2 separate regions of the Homo sapiens genome follow, and region 2 is linked to region 1. The links are chromatin loops, found by intact Hi-C in ENCODE. Cell type or tissue: PC-3. All regions are shown on one strand.

Evidence for each region. Peaks named below come from ENCODE experiments on the same cell type or tissue, not always from the same donor. Only the 100,000 strongest peaks of a DNase experiment are listed, where the experiment ranks them.
Region 2: it touches region 1 in a loop (3-fold over the local background); 3 of 110 quality-filtered maps call a loop at or near these places.

What each region holds. Positions count from the first base shown.
Region 1 is chr12:114,915,631-114,923,630 of GRCh38, forward strand. No RefSeq gene overlaps it. Among named protein-coding and RNA genes, the nearest start is that of TBX3, 240 kb to the left of the region's middle. In PC-3, no CTCF peak of the experiment used is centred here; DNase peaks (open chromatin) are centred at 701, 3,351 and 5,331; H3K27ac peaks cover 5,260 bases.
Region 2 is chr12:114,972,624-114,980,623 of GRCh38, forward strand. No RefSeq gene overlaps it. Among named protein-coding and RNA genes, the nearest start is that of TBX3, 290 kb to the left of the region's middle. RefSeq lists a silencer at 88-288. In PC-3, no CTCF peak of the experiment used is centred here; a DNase peak (open chromatin) is centred at 4,538; H3K27ac peaks cover 1,904 bases.

The sequences.
Region 1 (8,000 bases):
TCCAGTCAATCACAGTGCAGGGCTCCTCCAGGAGTCAATTTCTAGCAGGTCCCACATGCAGGCCAAATAAATCCCTCAGGCAAAGAATCGTAGGTACTCACGGTTACAGTCAGAAGCCATTGAATCGGCCTGCATGGGCATGGTGTAGGGAGAGTATGGGCCTAGCCCCATAACATCCACTACAGATCCACACTGAGGGGGACAAAACTGAGCCACGGAGATTTGAAGTGTCTTCCCTCAAATTTCCCAGCTGGCAAGTAGGAGGAGAGGGCCAGGTTCCATATCTACTGGTCATCTCACTTCAGGGTCCATAATGGAAGCTTGTGGGTGATGCTTCATAACCCTCCACAGAAGGTATTAATATTCTATTTTACACATGAAGAATCTGAAGTTCAGGGGTGCAAATTGACTTTGTCCTGTAGCAAATGAACAACTGAGCCAGGGCTGAAACTTCTGTGGATTTCAAAGTCAGGGACAGCCTCAGGACGCTGTAATCCGCTTGCCTGCAGAGAAATCCCCTAGTTTCTCCTGAATCAGACAAGTTCTCCAGTGTCTCAAACCAGATGTTCTGGCTACAAGGACAGGCAGAAGGTTGATGCTGTCTCACTTCCTGAAGGCCAACATCATGGCTGAAGGCGAGGAAAGGTCATCTGTAAGTGCTTGGCTTGTGTGTCCATCCTGCAGTGAGGCTATCTCCAAGGGGGCTGACTCATGGCTCTAGTGCCATCCAACAGTTTCCAGTTCCTAGATGCTGCCTGACTCAGCTCTTTATTTGTTCCATCTTTTGTTGTTACCGGGTCCCATCCTCTATGTTATTTGGGCATGCCAAAAATTATGCACCTTTGAATCAGAGTTGGCATAAAAGGCTGTAATTATGTGTACTAAAATGAATTCTTTGAGGCCTTCAAGCAGAAACCCTTCCTCCTTCTTCTTCCCCTCGTACTCCTCTTCAAGGAGTGATACAAAGACTTAGAAAGTCCCACTGGGCTCACAAGCACCCTGGCAGGGAGGGCAGAGAGCGGCGTTAAGAAACCACATGGTGCCATTAGATGCTCTTGACGTGCTGTGGTTTTCTGGTTCACTCTGCTAGACGGTGCCCAGGGCTGTTCCCGGAGCCGTCTGTCATTGTACTTACAACTCACATCACACCCCGAGTCAGCCTGTTACCCCGCAGAGCCAACAGCCTGGCTGTTTTCATGCAAAGCCAGCAAAAACAGACTGCCTGGCGGAGCTGGAAAACACAGACTCCGCAGCCTCCTTCTTTCTTGCAGCAAAAATAAATGATAACAGCATTGAGGATGACCGGAGCCTGATGATGACAAGAAACAAACAAACAAAAAAGGTATCTTCTAAGCCCTAGACTGGGGGATTGGGCCTAGTTTGGGCACACATTTGCTTGGTAACCTTGGGCAACTACTTTCCTCTAACAGGGTCTCATCTCTTTGCTCATCCGTACAATGGAAATGCTGAGCTGGAAATGAACCTAAAGTTTCGTTTCAACATTTGAGTATTGTATTAGTTTCCTGGGCTGCTGACACAAAATACCACACAAACTAGGTGGCTTAAAACAACCGAAATTTATTATCTCAGAATTCTGGGGGCTGAAGTCTGGAATGAAGGTGTCAGGAGGGCCATGCTTCCTTCAATACTCTGAATAAGCTCCTTTCTTGCTTTTTTCAGCTTCTGTGGGCGCTGTCAATCCTTGAAGTTCCTTGGCTTGCAGCTGCATTTGTCCATCTCACATGATGCTCTCCCCTGCGTCTGTGTCCTCATATGTGTGCCTAAATTTGCGTCTGGGTCTAAATTTCTCTCCTTTGATAAAGACACCAGTCATATTGCAGGAGTGCCTACCATACCATAGTACGAGCTCATCTTAACTTGATTACTCAATCTGCAATGGCCTTTTTTTTTTTTTTTTTTCCAAATAAGGTCACATTTACAGGTACTAGGGGTTTAAGACTTCAACATACCTTTTTAGAGTTGACACAATTCAACCCATAACAGGCATTACTGAGTGCTTTTCTAGTGACCAGGTTTACGAGGTTTTATTTTGCGATTTGAGATAGGAGATATTGATGGCTTCCCCTCAATGGAGGAGAAATTGGGGATACAAGGGCAAGAACCATGTTAACTGCAGCCAGGGCTGACATTAAGTTGGGATGCATTGGTACAGCTTTATGGGTAGTTAAAACATAAGAAGACTTACCACTGTCCCACTATTCCACACTCTAAGAGAAGCATATAATTAGTCTCCCAGCCCCCAATCCCATGTATTCCTTTATGTGATTACATAAGTAATGCCTGTCATCCCCATTAGATCAGGAGCTCTGTATTGTTCAGATGCCTACATTTGGTTGTGGTTCAGAGTAGTTGCTTGTTGTAGGCATCCTCTAAGATGGCTCTCAATGACCTTGCCTTCTGGTGTCCAGGCCCTTGTATAAATCCTACCCCCCAACCCCCAATGCCACTGAAGAAGTCTGGCCTGTATAACCAATAAGACATTGCAAAAATAATGTTGTGCAACTTCTGAGGCTGGATCACAAAAGACATTGCAATGCCCACCTTGCTCTCTCTTGGGTCACTTGCTCAGGGGAAACCAGCTGCCATGTGGTGAGGATTCTCTAGCAGCCCCATGGAGAAGTCCATGAAGTGAACAACTGAGGTCTCCAGCCAACAGCCATGGGAGTGAGCTGTCTTGGCAGTAGATCCTCCAGCCCCAGTCAAACTTTCAGATGAGACCATAGACCTAGGTGACGTTTGTAACTGCAGCCTTATGAGCAGCCCTGAAACACAACCACCCAGCTAAGCCACTCCTGAATTGGTGACCCACAAAAATGAGTTTATAAATGCTTGGTTTTGTTTTAAGCCACTAAGTTTTGAGGTAACTTGTCATGGGGCCACAGATCATGAATACTATGCTCAGTGTAAATTTCTTGAATGAATAAGGAAACTGATGCATAAATCAATGAATGAATAAAAGAACTGTTTTTCAGGCTAATTATAGTTAGCTAGAAATTAGCTCCATCCACCATGGACTAAGTGGGTGACTTCAGGCAAATATAATCTTGCTGCCCTGGGTCTCAGTTTCTTCATCTGTAAAATGGGATGATAACAGCAGTAGCCACCTCAGAGAGCTGCTGTAAAGATTCAGGAAGAAAAGACAGGCAAAGACACTTAGCATAGTGCTTGGCAGGGATCATACTGGATTATTTAACACTCAGCACAACCCATGCATAAGCAGTCAGAATGGTCACCACCTGGCTTGATATCAGCCCTGGGGTGGGGCACATGATAAACTCTCCAGAATTGGTAGCTGTCATCATAATCATTGCCACCAGGCTAAAGGCTAATAACCTTAGTGCCTGCAGCAAGGAGCTCTCAACTTAGTGTGGGAAAGAGACAAGCAAGCAAACATTTACACTAGTGTGATGAAGGGCATAGGAATGTGCAAAATGATGATCCATTCTGCTACGGGAGGAAAATGCCCATATAATCACAGAGGGCAGAGGTCCAGAGGTCTCTGGCCTGAGCCTCAATTCCAGCTCTCAGACGCTTTTGAGAGTTAACGTTTGTTTCCACTGTTTCACCCAGTTTGGGAACAAATAAATTAGTTCTGAGCGGAACTAAAACCTAGCTCCACCACTCGTCTCCTATTGTGACCTTGGGCAAGTCACTTAGCCTCTCTGAATCTGCTTCCCCATTTATAAAAGGGGAACCATTAAAGTTGTTAACTCCTAGCAAGCACTTAAGACAGTACGTGGTGCTATTTTTGACACTGGTAAGTGCTTTATAAATGTCATGTGGGTTACTATTGTTACCACTTTTTTATTATTTAAGGTGCTGAATTAGACCCCTTCTTCCTGAAAGACACTAAAAGACACTCTGTTCTCATGGAAAAGATGGCTCCATGAGAGATGAATCTTAGTTTTCCTTCCCACACATACCATACACAGGGCCCTCTTGAACTTCAAAGAGAAGCCCCGCCAGGAAGCTCAACTCGCTGTAAGTGTAGCAGGAGAAATATGGGAGCCGGCTTCCAGGGCCGCTGAGCAGCTGTTTGATATCACACCAGGGTGGCCAAGACTTTGGGGACGGGCCTGTTTACTCCTCACAGATAACATCTCAAGTGGACTGTGGGGAAGGATGGGAAGGACGCTCAGGGTCAGCCTTCACCTTTGTAGTTGTTTAAATATCGATTATAACTCATCTGAGACTGACTTATGCTAGGGTGAGGAGCGAGTGATGTGTTTGAAGATATCCCATAGATTTGCTTGAAGACTTCATTTAGAGGATCTTAAATCTCTTAACAAAAATGGGTGGATCTCAGCCATCGTTTTTCTGGTTAAGAAAGTGCTCAGCAGCACTTTTGTTAATAAGCTTCATGGTTGAAAACTCTAAGATACCAGAGGCCTTCTCCATCTTAATTAAATATGGCAATGCATACTAATAAGAAATTGAGCTATCTAACTAATTGAAATGAAATGCGAATTGGATTTTAGAAAACAAGAAGTGCACAGACAAAGATGTTTTGGAAGCAGTTTTTAAAAAAATGCAATGGCTTTCCTACTGTAGGATTTCCTAGGGTCTCTTGTATGTCCATGTGCGTTTTGATTTTGTCTCCCTGAGAAGGACCTAGGAAGGCACAAGTTTTGCAAAAGTTTTTGGATCACAGAATCTTTAATTTGTGGAGCATAGTGTGAGATTAATATTCTTAGGAACACACTTTGGTCCAGGCTACTATGCGAATAAAATAGGTAAAGTACTTAGACCAGTACACACCACCCATAGCAAGTGCTTGGGGAATGGTACACATTATTATTGTTACCGTGGAGGGGGGTTGAACTTCAAAGTTGCCTCCAACTCTAAAAATCAATGATTCTCATTATAATGTCATCACAGAAAAGTAATTGAGCTTGTTGGCTTGGATGAAATGGAAAAAAATAATTGAAATTATGCACTCAAAATAGTTTCTTTAGTAATTTAAATGTAGTTCTTAACAAATAGCAAAGTTGATCTTCATTTGTCTTTTCTTTGTGGGGGAGGGGGGTTGTTTTTTCATAAGATCTTAGCAAACAATGAAATCCTCAGAGGCAAATCAAGTAATGTCCCAGGAAATCCCAGGACGCACATTTCAGCATGTGTAGGAAATGTGTTGTCTTCACAAGGGGCATACTCCAGCAGACCCTGAGTTGTACCAGTGTCCTACCCTGGACGTGAATGTGCTGTGAGCAGATGGAAACCACCTCACTGCTTTGGATACTGGGCTTTTAAAGTATGAAACATAAACAGGAGATTAATGCATCAGCTTGCCACTCAAAGTGTGGTCCACAGATCGGCAGCAGTGACATCACCTGGGGTTATTATTTTTCTTGGAGAGAGGTCCTTTCCCCTGTACTCGCAATTTCCAGGTTTTGTTTGGCAACTTGGTAAAGTGACCATTTGCTTAGCCAGATGTGCCTGAACATTTTGGAACTCTGAGTCAAGAGGGCGGTTCCTGCTTCAAGGAGAGAGCTGGTTCCAATTCTAATTTTCATTTCTAGATCTGGATATTTATGACAAAGACCTCATCAACCTGGAAGTGTAACTTTCCTGCTTTCAACTCTGAGTTCTCCATCACCTCCCCTGGCCCCTTGCACATACAGTCTATCTTCTTTTCCATATAATAAAACAGCAATGTAATCAGCCCCTGGAACATGTCTTGGCATTAGGAGTAAACTCAGGCAGCTCGGTTTATTAGCTGTTTCCATGGGAGAGAACTCTTGGGGCCAAATAGATATTTACAAATATTGTAAGCACTCAGCTGCTCCCCAGGAGTGACATTGCTGTCTGGAGATAAATAGCTTCTCAGAGAAGTTAGGCTTTCTTCTACACCCTCTACTCCTCCACCCTCCTCATCTGTCTTGCTTTCAGCCAGATCATCCTATAACCACAAGGTCCCCAGAAGAGATTTTTCACCACCTTTGGGCATTGAGGGCCCGAGGGCTTGAGGTTTACTACTCTGGGGGACCAGACCAGAAATGTGGTTTTGAAAGATGAATATTTTGATATATTTTGTGATTTAGCCAGCTGAGAGCCTTTGTGAGCAGAAATGAGCATCTCATAAGGGGTGTTTTTAGTCTCACAGTGCTTAGAGTGGTTGGAGGACCAGGTTCAGGGTGATTATATCAACTTCTCCAAGTATTCATTTATTCAACAAATAGACATTGACTCCCCAGCACATACAAGGCAGTGCATTCAACACTGAGGTTACCATCTTGTATCTGTTAGGGTCCAGCAAAAAAACTGGCATCATTAAAGGTCCTTCAAGCAGAGAGAATTTAATACAGGAAATTGAATCCATATGGGACAGAGGAACTGAGAAAGCAGAAAGTGAAGCAACCTAGAGTTTACCAATAGCAGGAAGTCACTACTGTCCCTAAAGAAAAGGGACAAAAAGAGGATCTTTTACTTTCAGAGGCTAAGTGCCAGGACCTTCAAGTGTAGCCAAGATTATCAAGCAGCTGAGGCTTCTGCCAGAGCCGGATGGGTGTGTGAAGTGATAACTACTCAACTGTGTCCTCTTCCCTCACTCTAGTCTTCCACCAGAGCCTCCTATTGGCTGAGAGTACAAGGAAGCAAGAAGGCAAAGGAGTTTGGAAAATGTAGCTCCTTAAGATTTGGAAGAGAACAGAGCAGATAAAGAATCTGAGAGTGAGCAGGTGTATGGTTGGCACATGTGGCAAGAGGGACAGTTACAGTCTTGGAAAAAACTGGGTGTCAACTATTGCCTTGGCTCTACTATATCCTTGACACTCTCTCCTAAACCCAAACTGAATCTGAAGGGTGAGAGATGATGGTGTTCCTCCTTTTTTTTCCAACCCAAAATTTGAGAACTTGCCAAGAGAAAAAAAAAGCCACATTGCAAAAGGAAATCTACTTCATAGATGAGCCAAAGTTTGTATGAACAAGTCCCCATTTTAACTTTAGAGCCCCCAAATGAACTTAGCATTGGGGTGTTTTCCAGCCTTGAAAACACCTTTCCCTGCAACAACCATGATTAAAATTTATTGAATGCTTGGTATGTGCTGGCCATTATGCTAAATTCTTCCCATACATTATCTCTTTAAACTTTATATTGATCCCATGAGGTAGCAGTAGCTACTCTTCTTATAACCAATTTGTAGATTAGCAATCCAAGGTTTAGATAGGTTAAGTTTAACATATTGCCAGGGAGTGGTGGAGCTGGATTTGGAGACAGGCAATCTGACTTCAGAGCCCATATTTTTAGCCACTCCTCAATATTGCCTTCCAATGAAAGTGTATTTAATGTTGTGGCAGGAAAGAGGAAAATCTCCGTAGAATATAGTTCAGATAATATAGTTCAGAAGATAGTTCAGAGGACCCCCCCAGAGTCATAGATTAAACAGGGTAGACACTTATTTCTCTTGCACGTAAGAGACTGGGCTAATCTGGCAGCTCTGCATCTTGGAGTGTTCAGTGGCTGGGGTCTCTCTTTTTTTCTTTGTCATCCTTAGGGTATTTTTCATCATTGACACTTTTCTAGTTATTTCACCATCAAATTTGTAATATAAACAGTGGAAATAGTAAGATAAATGTGAGGGAAAATAGGCTCCTTCACTCTAAGAGCATGACACAGAAATCACACACATTTTTCTCAGTCTCATTAGCCAGAACTTAGTTATATGTTCCCACCTAGCTGCAAGGGAGGTGGGAACTGGGCAGCCCAGCTAAAATTCAATTGTTCTGTCAATACAGCGGAAAAGAAAAACTGACATTGAGGGACAACTCTCTGGTTCTGCTTGCACATACCCTTCTTTTTACTTCAATGTACTGATTGAAAATCTTTTCCATGTTTCATCTCAGCTAATGGGCAAATCTCCAATTTGGGATAATTTTGTGTTCAGTTTACAATACAGGAGGCAACTGAGTACATGAGAGTTGAAATTGTTTGTTCCAGGTCACCAACTGAGTCAATTATGTGGGGAATGAGATTGGAATGG
Region 2 (8,000 bases), 57 kb after region 1:
TGAGTTAGTTAAGGAATTTTTAGTTGTTGGAAGCAAAAATTTACCATAAATCATACAAAAAATGGAATGTATTACAGGGCATTGGGATATGTTGAAGATGACAAGGTCAAAGGTGCATGATAGGCCTCATCAGGGCCTGGAACCAGGAACCCAGAAACCCAGGACCTGAGACTACTTTGTCCACCTCTCCTGGTTTCATGTGGCTTGTCATCTCTGTTTCTCTCTCTATAGGTCAACTTCCTGTCTTTGTGGTCAGCTTTTCTATGTCACTTGCACATGTCTATTATTCAAACTACTGTAGACACAAACATACATCCATCAGTATGTCCTCATAAGAAGATCTTAGGAAGGAAAAACTGATTGGTCCAATTTAGATCATGTGCTCCTGTTTGCTCCAATCAGCCGAGGACAAAGATGAAGACTCACACATTTCACAAATTAAGAAAAAGAGTTGATGGTGCAGCTGCTTTGAAAAACAGTGTGGCAGTTTCTCAAATCGTTGAACATAGACTTACCACATGACCCAGAAATTCCACTCATAGGCATTAATCAAAAAAAAAAAAATGAAAACATTCATCCACATAAAATTTGTACATGGATGTTTGTAATAGCCAATAAGTGAAAAGAACTCAAATGTCCACCAACTGGTGATCTGATAAATAAAACGTGGCTTAGCCGTGCAATGGAACGCTAGTGGGTAATAAAAAGGAAGGAAGCACTGAAACACGCTACAACATGGATGAACCTCAAACGCATGATGTTAGGTAGAAGAAGCCAGATGTAAAAGACCACATATTCTATGATTTCATTTATTTAAATGTCCAGAAAAGGCAAATTTCTAGACACGGAGTAGAGAAGTGTTTGCCTGGGACTGGAGTGGGAATGGGAAATAACTGTAATGGGCACGAGGTTTCTTTCCAAGGTGATGGGAAAGTTTGACTGTGGTGATGGTTGCACAACTCCATAAATATACTAAAATCCATTTAGTTGTATACTTTCAGTGGGTAAATTTCATCATATGTACATTATTTCTCAATAAAGCTATTCGAAAGGAAGGAAAGAAAGAAGGGAGGAGGTTTGGAAGAAATGGTTTACATCATCCATGGATGGGTTCCCCTCCAGTTGCCCCAACCTGCAAGGTGAATTCCTGCCTCTGTGTCATTTTTTGAATCATTTATTTTGCCAATACCATTCTACCCTCCATTTATTCAATTGTTGGGGGTGGGGGTGGGGGGGCTTCTGTTTCATTCTCTGCAGCTATAAGCATCAGACATTTCTCTCTTTTTAAAATGAATTTCTTATTCTCAAGGCCCCTAGACCTCACTTGCTGACACTCTTCACCTCATTCACGCATCCCCACAACTGACCTTCTTTCCCTCTATTTCATCATGCCCTATGAATTTCTCCTAAGATCCCAAAGTGGCGTTCCCTGAAATGTTCTTTCCCCACATCTCTGCAAAGTTCATTGGTGCCTCTCATTCAAGTCTTCCCTCTAACATCGCTTTCTCATAGGGATCATCCTGACAACTCTTTCTAAAACAGTGTCTCAATCCCAAATATTTTCTGCTTTTCCCTTAGGTCACCCTCCACCCTTCCCCGCCCTGCTCTGCGTCTGGAAACTGACTTATAGAGACACATCAATGGACTTTCCTGCCCTCTGCCTTCCTGTTGGGTTTGCCAAGGACCAGTCCTGTCTTACCAATTCCATTTTCAATTTTATTAGTGTAGGGACTAATCTTTACACTTTTGGATCCACCCTTTAATACTATCCCCAGTTCCTTATAGATGCCCCTCAATTTGTGGATAATGACTGCCATATTTATCATAGTTCCCTAGGAGGAAAACTGATAACCTTCTTTTGGAGATTCACAATATAAAGCATAATATCAAAGGCTCTGAGAAGGCCTGCACATAAACAAACAAAGCAAGCATGCAAACACATTTAATTTTGTTTAGCCTAGCTTATCCCAAACTTCTTAAACCATGGATCCCTTTTTCATGCAGTAAGTGTTAACGTCTTATAGACTTAAAGTCCTTCTGAGCATAGTTTAGGAAACTTTGTCTTTTCCTATGTGAGTTCCAATTTTCATGTCCGTCCCACAAACTTTCCCTTATGTCAGAGTTAAGACTCAGAGAAGTCAAGCGGCTTCTGCACAGTAATTTAAGCTCACGAGTTGCATAGCTGGAATTTGAGCCCATGCCTGGACACAATGAAAGCCATATTTTTGCCCCTGTACCATGCTCTTCCTAAGATAGGGTGGATTGCCTGGGATTCACCTTAATTATTTGATAAAAATAATTTGTAACTAACCATTGACTGCTTCTCAGTGAATGCTATTCTGAAGGACTTGATGACAGTTCATTCTCCGCTCCGACAGTCTGCTTTGCATTATCAATTTGTTAAGAAACTATTTTTGTAGAGCTGTGCAAAAGGAAACTTCTATCCAGACTGTCTGAATTATCCAAAAATTCTGAACTGATGGCATCCAAATGAATAAGACTTTACAGAACTGTATCTCAAGAATTGATTAGATTTGTCAGTTTTCCTGGGATATAAAGTCCTGGATGGCTTTCCTGAAAGTACGCTAGAACATAAATAATCAGTAAGTTTTCAGGTGAATTCCAGGGAGTCCATGGGAAAAAGAAAACTCTGGCTGTCTGCGTGGAAATCTGTAGTCTACCTGACAAAACCTTACACATAGTCCCAAAGTATGAGCTCTATGATGAGGGTGTTTGGGGGAAAAAAAAAGCAAAGATTTTTTTTTTTAAAGTTAAAACACTTTCCAGCAACCAGTGTTAAGATTTAACAGCCAAGAAGGTCAGGGTGATGAACTTGCAAACGTTCATGGACACTAGGCACCCAGTCAACTCCCCAAGCTCCAAAATGCTAGAGGGTCAGCAAACAAGGAAAACATGTTTTCCTAACTAAGAAAAAAATGACGTCTTGGATTGATATATTTATTTATTTATTTCCCATCAGGGGATTTTTGGAAGGCCATGTCTCTTGGCTTCCTGAGTCTCTTCCTCCTCTGTTTTAGGGAGGGTGATACGTAAGGCAAAGCTTACAAAACAAGATTTGGACCATTCTCCTTTATGTTTTCCAGAGGCTACATACTAGTGATGAAAGATCTGACCCAGGAATTTAAGTTCATGAGTGGGGTGGGGCGGTGAGGGGATGCTGGGGGGCCTTCCATCCCCAGCTTCTGTCTGTCCCTGTGGCTGGACTCCAACCACTTTATTTTTGAAGGGCTGAGCCAGTCCTGTGGTTCACTGGTGGATCCATCTTTCCTTACAAGGAAGTGGCTTTTTGCTTCTTTCTGGGATGTGGGGTCTGGGATGTGTTTACGCTCAGCAGAGCTTTGGATGAGTCTCAGTATCCACTCATTTATTCAGTGAGTACTAATTGAACATGACTGTATGCCTGGCACTCTGCTAAGCATTGAAGATGTCAGAAACAAACAACACTATGTCTATCTTCTTAGGGATCCTGATATTTTTTGAATTACGTGGCACCAGTTCCCACTATAGGTCATTTGGACTCAGAGGGAAAGATTGTATTAGCAATCATCTTTCCCAATCCTCCCACTTTACAGATGGGAAGACCAAGGTTCAGAGAGGAAGAAGGGGCTTGCTCAGGGTCACATGGTAGATTACTTACATGTTCTGAAGAAAGATACAGTTTTCTTGCTATTTAACCCAAAGCTCTCTTCTTTGTATCATATTGCCTCTCACGGTTCATTCAACTAGCTTTCCTGAGCACTCGTTGGACACCATGAACTGCATTAGGCTGAATGAAACTCACATATGTCACTCAAGAAGTTGAAAGATCCAAGCTGGTGGTGATGGATTCTTAAGTCATTAACTGGGAAATATGGAAGAGAGAGTGTAGACGTGGGAATTATATGGGCTTAGGTTTAAATTCTGGAATCCCACTTACTCATCATGGAATTCAACTTATTCATCATGTTGTCTTGGGCAATTATTTAGCTTTTCTGAGCTTCAGTCTTCTCACCCTTAAAACAGGAATAGTGCTAGGACCTAGTGCCTATGAATGTTGGAAGTAGAAGCAACAATATATGGAAAATACTTTGCAAAGCACCTGGCACAAAATACTGAGCACTGACTGGTTGTCATGAGTAATAATCACTGTGATAAATGCTATCTATAATTGTGTGTACAGCATTCTGGAAACACATAGCAAGAAGGAATTCCATCCCAGGGATAGGACCTTTGGTTGGATTTTTCTGCCTGATTTTGGGGAGGAGGCATATTTTTCAAGGTGAAAATCTCTCTACAGGCATTTCTGCTCTAAGAATTATATTCTCTTATGAATGACTAGAAAAGTGAGTACAAGAAACATGGCCACAAAGTGATATAAACACAAAACAGGACCATTCTTGAAGCTGACCAGCTAGATATTGAGTTCTTTTAATGGATACATCCACATGCTCCAACTACAAAGATAATCCATGTTTAAAGGATGATCCAAGACATGGGAATCTCAAAATGCCTTATGAATCATCAGAGATCAAACAGATTGAGTCATCCAGGATTATTTACATTTTTTATGTTGCAATGCTTTGAAAATTGGTAATAGTATAGAGTTCACTCCCTGTTGATGCTAACAGCAATTGGCCTTGACAAGCATTTCCCAAAGCCTGCTTTGTGGAACACTAGACCTGTGGCATTCTCACTAACTTTAGGTAAAACATGTACCCACATATTTCCAGAATACGTTAGCTCATGCACAGCACAGTCCCTGAGTGCAGAATCCCATTTATGTTCTTTACCCTAGTAGAATTTCCTTTAATCCCTTGATTATAATGTCCTCTAGGACAGGAACTGTGCTTGTCTTGTTCTTCACTGTATCCCAGCAACTGGCACAATTTCTGGGATGTCGTACACACTTAGTATGTATTTCTTGAAATAATCATGTACTTCTTAAAAGGACTTGTAAAAGTAATTTCAACTTTTATCTTAGATTCAGGGGGTACATGTGCAGGTTTGTTACATGGTATGATACATGACACTGAGGTTTGAAGTGTAAATGATCCCATCACCCAGGTAGTCAGCATGATACCCAGTGGGTAGTTTTAAACCCTTGCTCCCCTCCCTCTCTCCCCCTTCTAGCAGTCCCCAGTGTCTATTGCTTCCATATGTACCCAATGTTTAGCTCCCACTTATAAGTGAGAACATGCAGTGTTCGATGTTCTGTTCCTGCATCAGTTCACTTAGGCTAATGGCCTCCAGCTGCATCCATGTTGCTGCAAAGAACATGATTTCATTCTTCTTTATGGCTGTGTAGTATTTCTTGGTGTATATATACCACATTTTTAAATTTTTTACCCAATCCGCCATTGATGGGCACTTAGGTTGATTCCATGTCTTTGCTACTCTGAATAGTGCTGCAATGACCATATGAGTGCATGTGCCTTTTTGGCAGAATGATTTATAAAACATGGAAATTTATCCTGAGAGGCTACAGAGGTGCCTTAAGGACAGCAGAAAGAAGGTGGGATGGGGCAAAATGGGTGGGGCTCCAGACCACACCCTTGCCTTAACCACATCCTCCACACCTTAACGGTGACTGCTCTATAGATTTGGCTTTCTTTTGAATTAAGGGTTAAGTGTTTGTAACACACCACTGTGGAGAAGAGTATGGAGGTTCCTCAGTGTATTAGTCCATTTTCACATTGCTGATAAAGAGGTACCTGAGATAGGTAATTTATAAACAAATAGAAGTTTAATGGACTCACAGTTCCACATGGCTGGGGAGGCTTCACAATCATGGTAGAAGGCAGAAGGCACGTCTTACATGGCTGCAGACAAGAGAGAATGAGAGTCAAGTGAAAGGGGTTTCCCCTTATAAAACCATCAGATCTCATGAGACTTATTCACTATCATGAGAACAGTATGGGGGAAACCACCCCATGATTCAATGATCTCCCACCCAGTCCCTCCCACAACACGTGGGAATTATGGAAGCTACAATTCAAGATGAGATTTGTATGGGGACACAGCCAAACCTCATCACTTAGAAAACTACAAATGGAACTACCATATGATCCAGCATCCCACTAGTGGGCATTTATCCAAAGGAAGGGAAATCGGTACATCAGAGACATCTGCACCCCCGTGTTTATTACAGCCAAGATATAAAGTCAACCTAGGTGTCTAAAGATAGATGAATGAATAAAGAATGTGGATGAATAGCATGGAACACTATTCAGCCATAAAAAAGAATGAAATCCTCTCTTTCATAGCAACATTGACAGAACTGGAGGACATTATGTTAAGTAAAATAAGCCAGGCACAGAAAGTTGAAACCTTTCATGTTCTCACTCATATGTGGAAGCTAAAAAAAAAAAAAAAAAAGCTGATCTCACAGAAATAAAAAGTGGAAAAAGGATATTAGAGACTGGGAAGGGTAAGGGAAGAGGGCTTAAGGACAAATTAAATGTGACAAAATTACAGCTAAATAGGAGGAATAAGTTCTAGTGTCCTACAGCATTGTAGGATGACTCTAGTTAACAATAACACATTATATAGTATCAAATAGCTAAAAGGAGGATATTGAATGCTCCCAACACAAGAATGATAAATGTTGGAGGTAATAAATATGTTAATTACCTTGATCTGATTACTATACGTATGTATCTCATAAATATGTACAATTAAAAAATTTAAAAAATTAACAGACAAACAAATACACTGTTCTAGAAGAAATTGTATCATAGAATGTAGGTGTTGAATAGTTGAAGGGAACAATCAAGGTTGGGCCTGACAGATTTAGCTATGTGTATTTTACTTCTTCTATTCTTTTCTTTCTTTCTTTTCTTTTCTTTTTTTTTTTTTTTTTGGAGACAAGAGTCTCACTCTGTTGCCCAGGCTAGAGTGCAGGGGCACGATCTTGGCTCACTACAACCTCCACCACCCAGGTTCAAGTGATTCTCGTGCCTCGGCCTCCAGAGTAGCTGGGACTACAGGTGTGCACCACCATGCCTGGCTAATTTTGTATTTTTTAGTAGAGACAGGTTTCTGCCATGTTGGCCAGGCTGGTCTTGAACTCCTGACCTCACGTGATCTGCCCACCTCAGCCTCCCAAAGTGTTGGGATTACAGTCGTGAGCTTCTGTGCCCAGCTAGCTAGGTGCATTTTAAAAACTATAACTCCAAAGCTCATTTGATTGTGGCCCTAGTCATTCATTCTTCCCTAATTATGGAATGTTTCTACATGTCAAACACTGCTCTAGACCTTGAAGATACAGACAAATATGAAAGACAAGGCCTCTTGACCTCAAGGAACTTATGGTCCAGTGGGAGAAAAGGGTACTCTTAATAAACCAGTAAACAATCACATAGCCAGCATGATTTCAAATGAGACACACACCATGAAGATGATATAATGGAGATGAAGTTGAGAGTGCTGGAGAACGAGGTGGTGATGGAAAAGAAGTCCTCTCATGGAAGAAGCCATTTGTATTGAGACCCAGAAGGCATCTGAAGACTAGCAGGGAGGAAATCCTGCCTGCAAGGGATGGCATATGCAAAGACATTGAGGCAGGAGTGAAATTTGTATGCTTGAAGAACATGAAGCAAGCCAGTGTGGCCAGAGCGTATAGTAAGGTAGGGATTGAAATGTGATTGAAGATGTAAGCCGAGGGTTACATTCAGCTCATCTGTCTTCTCAGTGTCAACCACTGTGTCTGGCAAAGACCAGGCACCATGGATATATGCTCAAGGTCCAAACTAATGAAATTAATTAATTGCATCTCTCAATTCCTGTTCTCCATAACCTTTGGTGCCACTGTCTGTGCATATTTTACAAAATAAAGCTAATTTTAAAAACACAGCTGTATATTGTTGTAGCTATTTTAATAAGTATGACCATGCCTATGGAGTCAGTACAAGAAAGGATTTGATATTGACTGCCCCCCACCCCCCAAATCTAAGACTTACTTAGAGGATAGATATTGCCCAATTAACTGACTGGAGACACAG